2 separate regions of the Mus musculus genome follow, and region 2 is linked to region 1. The links are chromatin contacts, found by Hi-C or POLR2A ChIA-PET in ENCODE. All regions are on one chromosome and are shown on one strand. Each heading gives the region's core, a stretch centred on a gene start or an enhancer-like site at or near the end of the contact. The rest is flanking DNA. Distances are from core to core; before and after follow the strand shown. Region 1 holds the start of Camk2n2 (calcium/calmodulin-dependent protein kinase II inhibitor 2). Region 2 holds the start of Polr2h (polymerase (RNA) II (DNA directed) polypeptide H).

What was found. A loop is a pair of places that touch in the nucleus more often than their neighbours do. ChIA-PET counts read pairs that join two places held with the same protein, here RNA polymerase II (POLR2A).
Region 2: a map of T-helper 17 cell shows a loop between it and region 1 (2.2-fold over the local background). The contact joins the promoter of Polr2h here to the promoter of Camk2n2 in region 1. A Hi-C loop is called at or near these places in 2 of 37 maps with a recorded cell type or tissue (T-helper 1 cell and T-helper 17 cell). POLR2A ChIA-PET finds 5 or more read pairs at or near these places in 4 of 5 experiments (Patski and embryonic stem cell).

Annotation. Positions count from the first base shown.
Region 1 is chr16:20,620,015-20,626,956 of GRCm38, forward strand. Camk2n2 (calcium/calmodulin-dependent protein kinase II inhibitor 2) reads right to left here and starts at 1,264. Exons shown (of 2, transcript NM_028420.2): 1 at 1,012-1,264; 2 at 1-229. The coding sequence starts at 1,180. The coding sequence ends at 159. The region is part of intron 2 of Eef1akmt4-ece2 (Eef1akmt4-Ece2 readthrough); the gene reads left to right.
Region 2 is chr16:20,713,270-20,720,022 of GRCm38, forward strand. It overlaps Polr2h (polymerase (RNA) II (DNA directed) polypeptide H), which reads left to right and starts at 4,557. Exons shown (of 5, transcript NM_145632.2): 1 at 4,557-4,725; 2 at 5,555-5,638; 3 at 5,722-5,815. The coding sequence starts at 4,653. Clcn2 (chloride channel, voltage-sensitive 2) reads right to left here and starts at 3,367. Exons shown (of 24, transcript NM_009900.2): 1 at 2,640-3,367; 2 at 344-500; 3 at 59-190. The coding sequence starts at 2,726.

The DNA of each region.
Region 1 (6,942 bases), core at 14-2,513:
CGGCGGTAGCAACACTGACCCCGTGGCGGCGTGGCCCTGCAGCCCCCGCCCGTAGGCACCTCGGCCCCGGGCGGGGGTGCGCCGGCAGCCGCATCGCCGGCCCGTGCTCCTGGCCGCTGCGGGGCTGGGCCCGGAGCCCGCCGCCAGAGCCGGCGCGTCTACACTCCGGACGGAGGCTTCTCCCCCATCCCCTTCAGCACGTCGTCTATCCGGTCATCCTCGATCACCACTGCGCAGGGAGAAAGCGCATCAGCCGCGCGGTCTCGGGGGGCGGCGGCGACAGTGGGGCCGGTGTCCTCAAGCCCCGCGCAGATCTACTCTACTGCCTGTGTTTCCGCGACACGGCTCAAAACCCTATGCCCTCCCTACCCGAACTCTCCCGCGGACCCTACCTGCTACCAAGCCTGGCACCCAAACCTCCCTATGTGGGAACACCCCTCTTCCGAAGACTCCCAATGCGAACCCTCCCGTCACCTGAGCCTTCCTCCATCTAAGCCGACCAGAAACCTCTGCCTTCGACACAACCCCCTCCTCGAACTGAGCTCAGATGAAACTGTCACCTGGTGTAACCCTTTCCTCTACCTGAATCCCTGTTTTGATAGTGCCTTCCTGAGTCCCCTCCCAATACAAACAATCAAGACGACCGAACCCCTGGCCTCGGTGCCCTCCAGTAACATCCACCTACTCATCTCAGCCCAAGGAATTGGCCCACCACCTTGTGTTCCCAGTGCCAAGCAGCCCCAAATACCCTAAGCGGCCCCTCCCCCTTGACCAGGAGCCGGGGCTCTTTTTCCAGAAGTGGAGAGCTTCGAATCCGGGACACAGTATTCCCGGGAGAGGGAAAGAATGGGACAACTCCACAGCAGGGACCCTCCCCACCCCGGGCGGGTACGCAGCTGGCTGCGCTGGTCTGCGGCAAGAGCAGCTGCCACTTGACGGGGAACGGCAGCCTGGGGACGCCAGGCGAAGGGTTTCTGGGTCAGGCGGCGACTCCGGGCCCGGGCCGCGTACCTCTCTTGGCTCGGCCGATCTGGCCCAGCTTGGGGGGCCGCTTGGCCTGGTTGCCAGCGAAGAAGGAGTTGGTGTCCTGCAGGCGGCAGCTGAAAGAGAGGTCGGAACCTTCGGGGTCTGCGCCGAAGCGGCCCATCTTGTCCTCACCGTAGGGTAGGATCTCGGACATGGCGGGCACCGGGCGGGCTAGGGACTGCGGCGGGGCACGGGCAGAGGCTAGCTGCCGGACCGGCCCTAGCTCAGCAGGGGAGCCGGCGGAAGGATGAAGTCATACAGCATCCGGGACTGCGGAGCCGAGCGGGGCCTCCTCCCCCGCGCCTCCGCCTCCCGGGCCGCTGGGCAGGCGGCGGCGGCAGCGGCGGGGACCGGGCGGGGGCGGGGCGGGGGCGGCGGCGGCGGCGAGAGCGGAATGACGATGAGCGCCCGACTGCGGCAGAGAACGGCGGGCGGGGCGCGGTGGAGGCGGGGCGGGAACCGGCCAGCGGAAAGAGGCGGGGCCCAGCGGTTCGAGGGAGTCCGGTGATCCCTGGAGTGGAACGCGCGGCCGTGGGAGGTTCCCGCGAGGTGGCCGGGAATGGCCGCCACGTGGGCCCGGGGGAACCGCAGCGGCCGGTGCAGGCGACAGCTAGGCGGGAGCGGCTAGCCGAGTGCTTAGGGGAGAAGGGGAGTGACGGCACCCGCGGTTAGGGGAGAGCAACAGAGAACTGAGCGCCAAAAGCTGGGGGCGCGGCGGGGCCCCAGAAGGCGACGGCCAGGCTGGCTGTGAACACAGCCCTGGGCTCTGAAACGCGACCGGGAAAGGGCCAACTACGCGTAGAGAGAGGGGAAGGAACCATCCGACTGGAGCGCGGGAAGAGCTCGGGCCTGGGGGTGGTGCCACCGTGCTTGGCGCGTTCCTGTATCCTGGTTGCGCGTAGGTCTCCATCAGTTGGCCAATTTGTATTCGACTGTCTGAGCATCTGTCAGTCTACCTCTGTGTATCTGATCTTGGTCTCTGTGTGCTAGTTTTGAATTTCTGTATCTGTCTGCATACCTGGTCCCTGTATGAGTACCACTGGGTCTGTCCCCCGAGACTGCGTTGCGGCCTTTCAGGGGAAGGATCTTAAACACTGCAACCGCAGCGCGCGCCAGAATAGACTCCCCACAAACCCTAGGACCGCTGTTGGCGCCAAAATCCAGACTCAAAGCGCCAGTCGCTCCACGCGGTTCCCTCAGCCTGGGAGGCTTGCTCTAGCTGGCAGTGTGGGAGAAATGAATGGCAGCGTCGCGGCGGGCGCCCTGGATGCGGATGACGCAGGGAAGCCCGGAGTGCCTGAGCAAGAGGCGCGCGCTAATAAGCATCAGCAGGGACAGGGTGTCCCCCGCCCTTGTTGCTGGGGCCTGGGGTAGAGTTCTCTCCCTCCCCTGAAAAGAACACGCACACTTCCTTTCACCTCTTGCGCCCCCCGCCCCCCCACAAACCCCGCCCCTGCCCTGCTAGCAGTCAGCTGCAGCGTCACCCGCTCTCTGGCGCGAGAGGGCTCTGGCGCAATCACTGGCCTTGGGAGGGAGGGTGTGTCTCACATTCACTCACAGTGACGGGCTGGTAAAGACAATAATGACGCTATTGCTTTTGCCCATGCTCCAAGCAAGACACCTTCCCTTTAGTCCCGCCAAATCACGCTAGTGAGATTGCTGGGTTGCTGATTTTTCTCCCTTCGGGTGTTTAATGCAAAGGTCTCTGCTGTCAGGACTCTGAACAGGGCCTGTGGGATAGGGAAGAGGAGTGATTGAGATTACCTCTGGGGTGTAGCCTAACAGGGGTTCCTTCTAACACTCCTGTACGCCATCTTTTTGGCTGGGAGGAATGGTCCCCAACTGAGCCCTGGGGTGAGAAAGACTGACCCTGACATCTGAAAGGAAGGACAGAATAACTCTGGGTGATCAGATTGTCCAAAACACCTCCTTCCCCTGGAAGTTGCACAGCTATGACTTTCAATCCAGAATCTGCCATTTTCTGAATGACCTTGAATTGAAGGCCCAATAATCGTGTTTTTAAAAATCATTTGTGTTGGTCCTGGTGGAGTTGGCCATTCATCTCTGTGATCAGTCAGGCTGATCTCTGTGAGTCTGAGGCCAGCTGCATCTACACAGTAAGTTCAGGGCTACATAATGAGACCTTGTCCAAAAACAAACAAAAATCATTGCTACTTATATAACTTTAGAAAAATAAAGCCACCAAAATCTTAGCAGTATACTCTTCATCTTCCCAATAAGTGTGTCATGTGATCTCTCTGAGCTGCGATTCTAGTTTAAACAGAGAAAATAGAAGCTATTCATTAAGGCCAGTTTTGTGGGTGAAACAGCCCTGAGCTAAGCTGCATTGTTTCAGAACTGAGCAGCCACTCACCTAAATCGATGAAGAAAGAACCCTGGGATTCTTGCCAAGAATGATAGCATGTGGGAACTGAAGCAAATCTCTCTCTAGCAAGAGAAGAGAGATAAAGTCAATAATTTAATCTGGAATTCATTTTTATTTTATTATTTTTTAAAGACAGGGCCTTACTGTGTAGACCCAACTAGCTTGAAACTTGTCCTATAGCTCAGGTAAGCCTTCCTGCCTTAGCCCCCAATGTTCTGGGGTTGCATGGTTGTGCTTCCACACTCAGTTGGGTAGATTCTTTTTTGTTTTGTTTGTTTTGTTTTGTTTGAGACACGGTCTCATTATGTAGCTTAAGCTGGTCTGAAACTTGTATAAACCAGCTAGCCTTGAGCCTCCTAAGCAATCTAATTTGTGTCTCCCTCTGCAGTGGAGCATAGTTAAGCAAAAAAGACCCAAGTGCAGAACTTTAAAGATATTATAATACTAAATGTGCATAAGTTCCACTTATGTGTGAGAAATTTTCCTTATATTCTTATCTTCTACGCAAAAGTGTGATGTTCTGCATCTCTGCTGAGATAAAGTTTGGAGTATTGTAATAGCACTTTAAATGTTTTTATTGACAGCCTCTCACTTGGGGCATAGTGGCACACTCCTGTAATCCCAGCACCCAGAAGGCTGAAGAAGGATCGGAAGTATGGGCTACATAGTGAGTTCAAGGCCACCCTGGGCTACATTGAAATCCTTTCTCAAAAACAAAACAAAACAAAACAAAAACAAACAAACAACAACAACAACAAAAACAACCAAGGACCAGTGCTGAAGTTCAATGATAAAGCAGCTTGCATAATATGCATAAGGCTCTGGGATGGTTCCCCAGCAGGGAACAGCAAGATCAAACTACCACTGATGATAGAATCCATTTACCAAGGATCACACTGGAGCCGCAGACACAGCAGTGGACTCTGATACACTAGTGTAGTGATTAATGAACTGTTGAATGGCTTGTACAAGTTATACAAGTGAAACTTGTCCTATAGCTCGGTAAGCCCACCTGGCTCAGCCTCCAGTGACTGGGGTTGCATGGTTGTGCTTCCACACTCAGTTGGTTAGATTCTTTTTTGTTTTGTTTTGTATAAGTATGAACACTTAAGTTTCCCAGTATCTTAGGTTTCTCATCTGCCATACAGGGAAATTATATTAGTAGAATATATCTTATTAGACTATTGTAAAGATAAATTAATAAGTATATAGAAATGGTAGCTGTTATTTTACAAACCCAAAGAGCTTGAAAGTAGCATCAGGCTTCTTTGATGGCTCAGTTAGTAAAGATATGTGCTGTCCAGCCTGAAAACCTGATTTTCATCTCCATGATGGCAGGAGAGACTGCCACAAATTTTCCTGTGACTTCTATATTTGTGCTATGGTATGTGCAAACATACATATGATGAATAAATAAGTATGTAAAAAAGAAAGTAGCATCACCATCATCAAATACATTCATACTAAGCATTCTGTTTACATCCTTCTGACCTTTTTTCAACCTGTGATTGCGTGTATTTATTTTGCTTTATAAAATGAGATTTCTTTTAAAACCTGTTCCTCTCCTAATTTACATATCAATTATTATTCCCATCGATTATTTTAAAAAATATATTTATTTATGTATATGAGTACGCTGTAGCTGCCTTCAAACACCAAGAGAGGACATTGGACCCCATTACAGATGGTTGTGAGCCACCATGTGGTTGCTGGGAATTGAACTCAGGACCTCTGGGAGAGCATTCAGTGCTCCTAAGCACTGAGCCATCTCTCCAGCCCCCGCTTAGTCCTCTTCTATCATTTGCATGTGTTACACAGCATTCCATTGTATGGATGCTTGAGTTATTCAACAAGCCCTCTATACTTATACATGATTTCCTCCCTGTTTGGGGGGGGGGGGGCATTATAAATAGCACTGTGATGAACAAATGTAAGAAAAAGATAACAACATTTTGCAGCTTCCCCAGTACAGAAGTAGAGTCTATTTGTCCATCCCTGAATCCAACCTTGACCACAGGACATGCTGGCCCTGTAGGGACACTAGCAAATGTGATGAAGCAAAGGTCTGAAAGACAGCTGTGTTCTGAGGCATGACCGACCCCATTTGTTGCTGATGTGAGTTTTAATGATGACTAACAGTAGCTTGGTATTTCTCTTCTTTGTTTGCTATTATAATATAGCATGGTTACTGGAAGAAGAATAATTACAAAGGGTTTGGTCATCCCAATAGAAACCCATAAAACAAATGAGACCATCTAACCAGTCCCAGACTGGAAAAACCATCCAACCAACACCTCTCTGCTCCACTGAGGTCCAGCTACTCCCCTTCATGTTTGCTTCCTAATCTTCCATTTCTGCTTTCTTCTCCCACGTCATTCTCCGCCAGGAAGTTCTGCCCTATCACTTCCTGCCCAGCAACTGGCCATCAGATCTGTATTACAACCATTCAGTAGCAAGACAACCTCTGATAGATACAATTCTAGACTGCCTTGAGGAAGGACAAATATTTACAAACTAGAACTTGGTGTTGAGAAATAGAAATAACAATATCAAAATCCTGTCAGCACTTAGCTCTCTGAAGGTACAGAATTAACTATTGAAAATACAGAAATAGGGCTGGAGAAATGGCTCGAGGTTTAAGAGCACTGATAGCTCTTCCAGAGGTCCTGAGTTCAATTCCCAGCAACCACAAGGTGACTCACAACCATCTATAATGGGGATCTGATGCCCTCTTCTGTTGTGTCTGAAGATAGCTGCAGTGTACTCATATAAATAAAATAAATCTTGAAAGAAAGAAAGAAAGAAAGAAAGAAAGAAAGAAAGAAAGAAAGAAAGAAAGAAAGAAAGAAAGGAAAAAAGAAAGGAAGGAAGGAAGAGAGAAAAAAGAACAGAAACACACCTTCATACAAAGTAAAAAAAAAGATGACTCCAACAATTGGGGGCTGAACTTAGGGCTTCATGCCAATGCTCTAATACTGAATCCCAGACATTTTTCTCCTTTGCATTTGCATTTTGTGATACAGTCTCACCAGATTGCTCAGGGTCCCCAGGCAGGCTGTAAATTTATTATCTTTCTGATTCTGAGTAACTGGAATTACAGACCCGCTCCACCCAATCTGACTCATTCTGATTCCCCTTGCCCCCCTTTTCCCTCCCTTTCCTTTCCTTCCTTAGACAGGGTCTAATATATCCTAGGCTGGCCTCAAACTCGGTGTGTAGCCGAGGATGACCTTGATCTGATGGTCTTCCTGCTCCCATCTTCCAAATACAGGCACATGCCACCTCACTTGATTCCCAAGTGCTGAGCTTTCTTTCTTGTCGTTTTGGAAGGGAAGTCAAGAGCTGAATGCTAAGACGCCATCTTGTCACTGCGGTGAGCATGAGCATGAGCAAGCCAGAGACTCGTCCTGAGTAGACAGCGGCTTCAGGCTCCAGTATGTCAAGATGTTAAAGCTTGATGCTTAGGGAACCTAGCCTGCGCCACCATCAGAGAACTAGAGTATACTTCCTCCAGCCTTACTAGTTTTACT
Region 2 (6,753 bases), core at 3,307-5,806, 97 kb after region 1:
TTACCTAAACAACTGTGGCATGCAGGAAAGAAGTTACCTCGCCAGCCTTTGCCCTCACCCTGTAGACAGACAGCGATGGCATAGTCCATAGCCCAGCTGACCAGTGCCATGAGGAGCCCCAACAGAACCAGGAAGATCCAGTCTTCACCGACCCTGGACACCAGGAACTTGTGGCAGCGTACAGAACAAACTGGAAGCAAGGAAGGGAAGATGCATAAAGAAGCTGGTCCCAAAGTGTTCCTACTCTGTACCCTGTTTTTCCCCATCGCCCATGGGCAGCTCTAATTGTCTTTGTCTCCCTCAAAATAGAACACCCAGGTCCCTGCCCCAATCTGGATCTTACTGCGACATCTGGCACATCGGCTCTGTCCATATTCTAGGAGCTCTGGGGTAGCCCGGGCAGAAGGGGACCCCTTCCAGGGCTCAGGCCCTCCCAGGCGAATACGAGCAGCTTCCTCTTTGGCAAAGGCCCCGAGTTCCTGAGTGTACCGGCCATACATCTGGAGCAATGGACAGAATGTAGCATGAGCCTGAGTATCTGAGGTGGGGAGACAGAGAGTTCCTGGGTTTTGACCCCACCCCTCGCTCAGCTCCTGCACTGTATACCCCATCTTGAATCCAGTTTATACTCAGGCTCAGAGTGTGGGAACAATGCACAGTGCAGACTGCGGGGGCTGTCCTGGCCAGAGTGATGGAGACAGACAAGGTACAGGGACACAACTCTGGGGGTGGCAGAATAATCGGTCCTCTTCTAGTAAGTCAGGGGTGGAGCAGGAGGGAAGGGTCCAGAGGAGGGAAAAGATGGAAAAACCTGAGGCAGTTTGAAAGTAGGAAGGGGGAAGGTCAGAGGGGCAGTCAAGGGCATATGTACAACAACAAGAACCTGGTAGAGCTGAGGGCAGCGGAGCTGGGCCTAGGAGGTCCCAGCCCCAATCCTTATCACATTCCTGCTGGGCCTTTGGCCTGTGACCAACTCAGCTGCACCCTTCCCACCCACCCTAATCCCCTTGTCCTCATTCTCCACTCCCAAACCCCCATCAGCCTGTCAGCCCAGCAGACACGGAAAGCCTCTTTGGGTGGATAGGCAGTGCTGGGTGGCCTCAGGCCTACTCTGGAACTGCATTTGGGGCCAGTGACAGGTTCAAGGACCACCGAGGCTGGAGATGGCAAGGCTGTGGCTACTAGGCTGATTGATGGGAAGGGAGAGTGTTATGGCTGGACCTGCCAAGCTGGGCGTGTGTTGGGGGGTGGGGAGGAGCAGATTCTGGCTGCCACCCGCGGAGCTTCAGGACACAAAGGGCTCCTGTTGGGGTTGGGGGGGGGGAGGGAAAGATAGAGACACAGGGTGAGACATAGAAGAAAGGGGGGGGCAGGGGGGGGAAGAGGAACTTCAGAGGAAAGGCAGAAAGAAGAGTCAAGGAAAAGCAACATAAGTGTCCAGAGCAGGGAGGAGGAGGAAGAGTGTACAGAGAAACACAGCAGGTGGGAGGAGGTGAGCAAGACAAAAGGGTGGGAGGGGAAGTGGGAGAGGCCAGAGCAGGGAGCGCTTGACCCTGAGAACTCAGTCCACAGGCACAAGGAGATGGAGCAGCCGCTGGTGCAAAAGAGTTACCATTCCATGTTAGATGCCTGGCTTCCATGGCCAAATGCGCCTCTTCTTGACCCGTGGACGGCCAGGATATGGGCCATCTCCAACAAAAGGGCTTGCCTCCACTATCGATTGGCACTGTACTCTCATACCAGTTATTCTGTTTCACAGTCTCTGGTAATTGGGCACCTCTCTGACTCAGTTACAGCCCAGGCCCTCTCCTACAGCTGTTTCTCCCTGTTATCCTCTCGGGCAAATTCCAGCCTAAGGTGATAAAAAAGAAACTACTGGGCCACTTTCTTTCCTTAGGGCTTGGTCCCCCATTCTGGTGAATGGCTTCTCAGCAATGGTGGTCATGAGTCATCTCAAAGCTCAGGACCCCTGCTTCTTATGAGGTCAAGGGACACTCCATGGGCGTGGGTGGTGGTGGTGGGGTACCTGGCTAGATCCAGCTGGAACAAAGGTTTCAGTTCTCACACCCATTCCTGCTTCCTGCATCGGCCCTAAAGCTTCAGTCCCCAGGGTGGCAAAAAGCCACCTAAGCCACCTTTTCCAACAGGGTCTCCTGAGGAGTTCTTGTCAATGTTGGGCTTGAGCTGTTAAAGGCAGGGGTTGGGTTTGATTACTTCCTACTGTCTTTAAGCTAAGCCTGGGACCATGTACACAGCAGGGACCCAGGAGGGTGTTGAAAGTAGATAGACATGTGGATCAAGTTCAATAGTATAGATGGTGTTCAGAAAGAGCACTGGGCTGCTGTAACTTGGACTCAAGTGGTAAGTGAAGAAAACAAAAACGTGTATGCAGAAGTGGGTAAGAGAAAGGACACCTGGGCCAAGCACCTGGTGTCATTGTCTTCTGCAGGCCACCAGTCTCAGCCAGAAACCAGCAAGCAGCTTTCCAACACTCTGAACCCACAGCCTGGCGGATCCCGAACCTCAGTTTCCATAGCTGAGAAAGGCTGAGGCCGGGTTAGGGTAGGCCATCTGTCCTCACACTTTCCAGGGCAACCTGCAGCATTGGTCCCGTAGGGCAACCCTTGGGTTTCACTTACCAGGGTCTGCTCGTACTGCAGCGCTCGAGGCTCCATCCCTTCCCCCGCCGCCGCCGCCGCGGCCGCCGCAGCCGTTGCAGCCGCCATCTCGGTGCACTGTCCTCTTGCCTCCCTCTGCTTCTCGGCCTTGACTCAGCTCCCGGCCCGCTGAGCCCGCGCCCGCACCCGTCCCGTCCCCTCAGCCCAGGCGGCCGAGTGCAGAGTGCGACGGGTCCCCGGGCGCGCGCCGCAGGCTCAGCCTCCCGCTAGCGTCTCCTCCTCGGCGGGCGGGCCGAGGGCGGTGCCCTGCTTTGCTGCTCCGCCCCGGCCCATCTGCAGGGGCGTCCCTGCCCGGCCGGGGTCTGCATTGGGGCCGCCTCCTGGTGTCCGGAGAGGCGGCAGGGGGCGCTTGAAACACGATCTCGCACCCCTTCGCCACGGAGGCCCGGGATTAACCCAGCGCCCTGAGGGTGCGGGGGCCGGGCGGGGGCGGGTCTGCTGGCACGTGGAAGGGACGGGCTCTCCCGCGGCTGCAGCGTTGTGCGGGAGGGGCTGGAGATGTGGGGACTCTTGAACTGGGGTAGGGGGCTACTGACAAAAGCTAATTCGGGCTCTCTAAGCCAGACCGGACAGGGGCAGCCTCTGCTTCACACTTTCAGGCGGCTCAGACGCATCTGGGAGGATGCCCGAGAGCCGGCTCCCTCCTTGCCTCCCTTTCTCCTTCCTTTCCTCCGGGTTCCCCCGGGAAGGTGCACCTGGAATGGCTAGGCCTGGAAAGAGGGGCGGAGGTGGAGGTGGGAGGGGACGGGAAGGGGTGAGGCCCGAGGGAAGGGAGCTATTGGTGCGGGGGAGGCCGCTCCTGGGAGGCGGGTGTGTGTGTGTGTGTGGGGGGGGGGGGGAGCAGAGGTCGCTCCTCCCAGGCACCGCTTAAGGGGGAATTTGAGTAGCTGCTGACGCCCTGAGGAAACGGCCTACTGAGGCTCCACATTGTCTTTCGGGGTCCTGGGAAGGACAAGAAGAAGGTGTCGAGGGCACAAAGAGGATGGGCAGCGTTAGGTTGGAGCCACTGGAGAGGACAGTGTCCAGAAATCTGTGGAGAAAGAATAGTACCAGGATGAAGACTCATTCAAGAAACAAGAGGGTGCCCAGCACAGGGGCTGTAATGAGAGGAGGTAGCACCTAGAAAGAAGGTATTGCGAGCTGTCGCCTCCCAGTGAAAGGCGCACTTCAGTGTCCAGAAGAGGGTGGTATAGTGGGGTGACAGGCAGTACCAAGTTCAGTTGGCAGTGTTCTAGGGGATCAGTGTGAGGCTAGTGCCAAGCAGGGCCAAGGGAAGACGGGAGTGGCGAGGAGGTGAAGCCCCAGGGGAGGGCACAATGCGGGCTTTCCTTTCCCCGAGAGTGACATCATGGCAAATTCCCAAACCGGACGCACCCGGCTCCGGTGATGTCTAGCTGGTCCGAGCCAGCTCGCACCAGCTTTGGGGATCTTGGTGACAGTCTGAGGGGCTGGGCACCGGGTCCTGGAGGGCTGGTGCTCTGCGGGCGGGGTTCTGCTCCACCTGCCTGCAGCGCGGACTGTGCCCTCGGCCGGCACGCGGACTTCAGGGAAGGGCTAGGGCCGGGCTTCTCTGGGCCAAGGATCAAGGTTCCTGGCTGGGTTAGGCCCCCAAGCTTTCCACGCTTTGGGATCCACAGTCTGAAGAGGGCGCCGTCGAGCCGGGCGCAGCGCGGTACCCCGTCGGAGGTGGGACTTAATCTGTCCCCGCCTTGGACGGAGTCACCGAGTTTTGAGACTCGCCCACAAGGCCCGAGCACCTCGGAGGTGGCCCTTCCCGGCGGAAGTGAAGAAGCCCCGAGAAGGAGGCAGCGGAAGTGGCTGCGTGACTGCAGCCCGTGCGCACGCGCCCTCGGCCTCGTTGCCGCTTTTGGGGCGGTACTCTGCCCTGTCTTACTTTTCTCCACGTGAGGGGGTGCGCGAATCCCCAGTGGTGGCCGCGCGCTCACATCCTCTGCAGCTTTCGTGCCCTTCGCGATGGCGGGCATCCTGTTCGAGGATATTTTCGATGTGAAAGACATCGACCCAGAAGGCAAGAAATTTGACCGAGGTAAGCGGTGTCGGGGCGGTAGGAGGGAAGTGGCCAACATGCCCACCCACCCCAAGTGGCTGGCCCGCCCCACCCTCTCGGTACCTCCCTCAGGAAACAGTTTTTTTTTTTTTTTCGTGAATGAGAAACTTGAGACAGCTTTTTCTATTATATTTGCGGTGCCTGGTGCCCGGTGGGTGGCCCTTAGCTGGGTGCTGGCATACCCCTGGGAACCTTTCTAACTCCCTACACAGTTATTATGTGCTCTACCGTGCTCTGAACTTTATTCTTGGAAAAAGTAGATGGTGCCTTATCTCTTTTGTTACCCCAGGTCTTGCAGCGAGTTACCTACCTGCCTTCCTAACCAATAATTTTGTATTAGCCTAAGAACAAGTTAGCTCTTTCCGAAGCTCTCTGAATTTCATTCAGTTGACCGCTTGGTGTATTTATTTTCCCAACGATCCGGAAGTTGTTTCTTCTTGGTGTCGCTTAGCCTGGAGGCAAATGTCTTAAGACAGATGTCAGTTTTGAATACATCCCTCAGATTCCCTCAGCAGTGTCTCCTGCTAGAAAGAGGAAGTCTCAGGACCAGTGAGACTCTAGTCTAAATCATCCAGGCGTTTTTAGTTAGAGCCTGGAGACTGGCCACTGCTGGAGGAGCTTTGCCGCTTGCTTGGGACCCTGTCACTTGCTGAGGTTACTGCCTTCTTCCCTCTTGTGAATCTGATTCTGATTGCAGTTGTGGGAGGCTGGTGGGTGTGTGCATGTTAGATGATTTGATCTCTTGCATTTGACCCCAAGCTGGCATCGATAGACTTTGTAATCATGTCTGTCATGCACTCTTCCCCAGTATCCCGGCTGCACTGTGAGAGTGAATCTTTCAAGATGGACCTCATCTTAGATGTAAACATTCAGATTTACCCTGTGGACTTAGGTAAGTATTGAATACGGGCAATGGCAAGAGGATTTTGGTCTTAGGTGTCTACTTCTTTACCCTGATGTTGCTGCTCTATTCAGGTGACAAGTTCCGGTTGGTTATAGCTAGTACTTTGTATGAAGATGGTACCTTGGATGATGGTGAATACAACCCCACAGATGACAGGCCTTCCAGGTGAGGTAGCAGTAAACAAGTGACTAAGATAAGAATATAGTGCAGAGAAAGTATAATATGTAGATTATGGATATACATATGTATAACTATATGTTATAGAAAATTTGATTTCTTGGATACAATATGTATTATATACTATGCACATTACATGACAATGTATAACATAAGTTATATAATGTTATATATTAGATATAATATATAACATGTATGTTATAGTATATAATAACATATGTTAATACTATATATAAGTAACTATGATGAGAATGTAATGAAGTAATATAATATATAATTTATTTATATATTATATATAATGTTGTACATTACATATAATATATAGTACATATTATATATTACATATAATGTTATATAACATATGTTCTATATTATGTATATATTATAAAGAAAGAAAAACGTAAGTATATAGGAAAGTCTTTACTTCTAGAGATAAATGATTGCTGTCAGTGGAATCTGAATTACCTTAAAGGCATTGCTGCAATTAGAGTTCGGACAACTAGCTGGGCAGTGGTGGCACACGCCTTTAATTCCAGCATAAGCACTTGGGAGGCAGAAGCAGGCAGATTTCTGTTCAAGGCCAGCCTGGTCTACAGAGTGAGTTCCAGGACAGCTAGGGCTATACAGAGAAACCCTGTCTCAAAAAAAAAACCAAAAAAACAAAAAACAACAAAAAAAAAGAATTCAGACAACTAGACCTGGATGTGATGGCTTTTGTCTATAATCCAGGATTCAGGAGACGGTTCACGAGTTCAAGAAAATGTTTGGCCTCATATCAAGTCTGAGGCTAGCCTTGGCTACATGAGACCTTGTGTCTAAAAAAATTGAAAAAAATTCAGATGACTAGTTTTATTCATTACTGAGAGCAGTGATCATAAGCTTGTGAATTGCATCTATTTATTTATGTGGGACAGGGTCTTCTCACT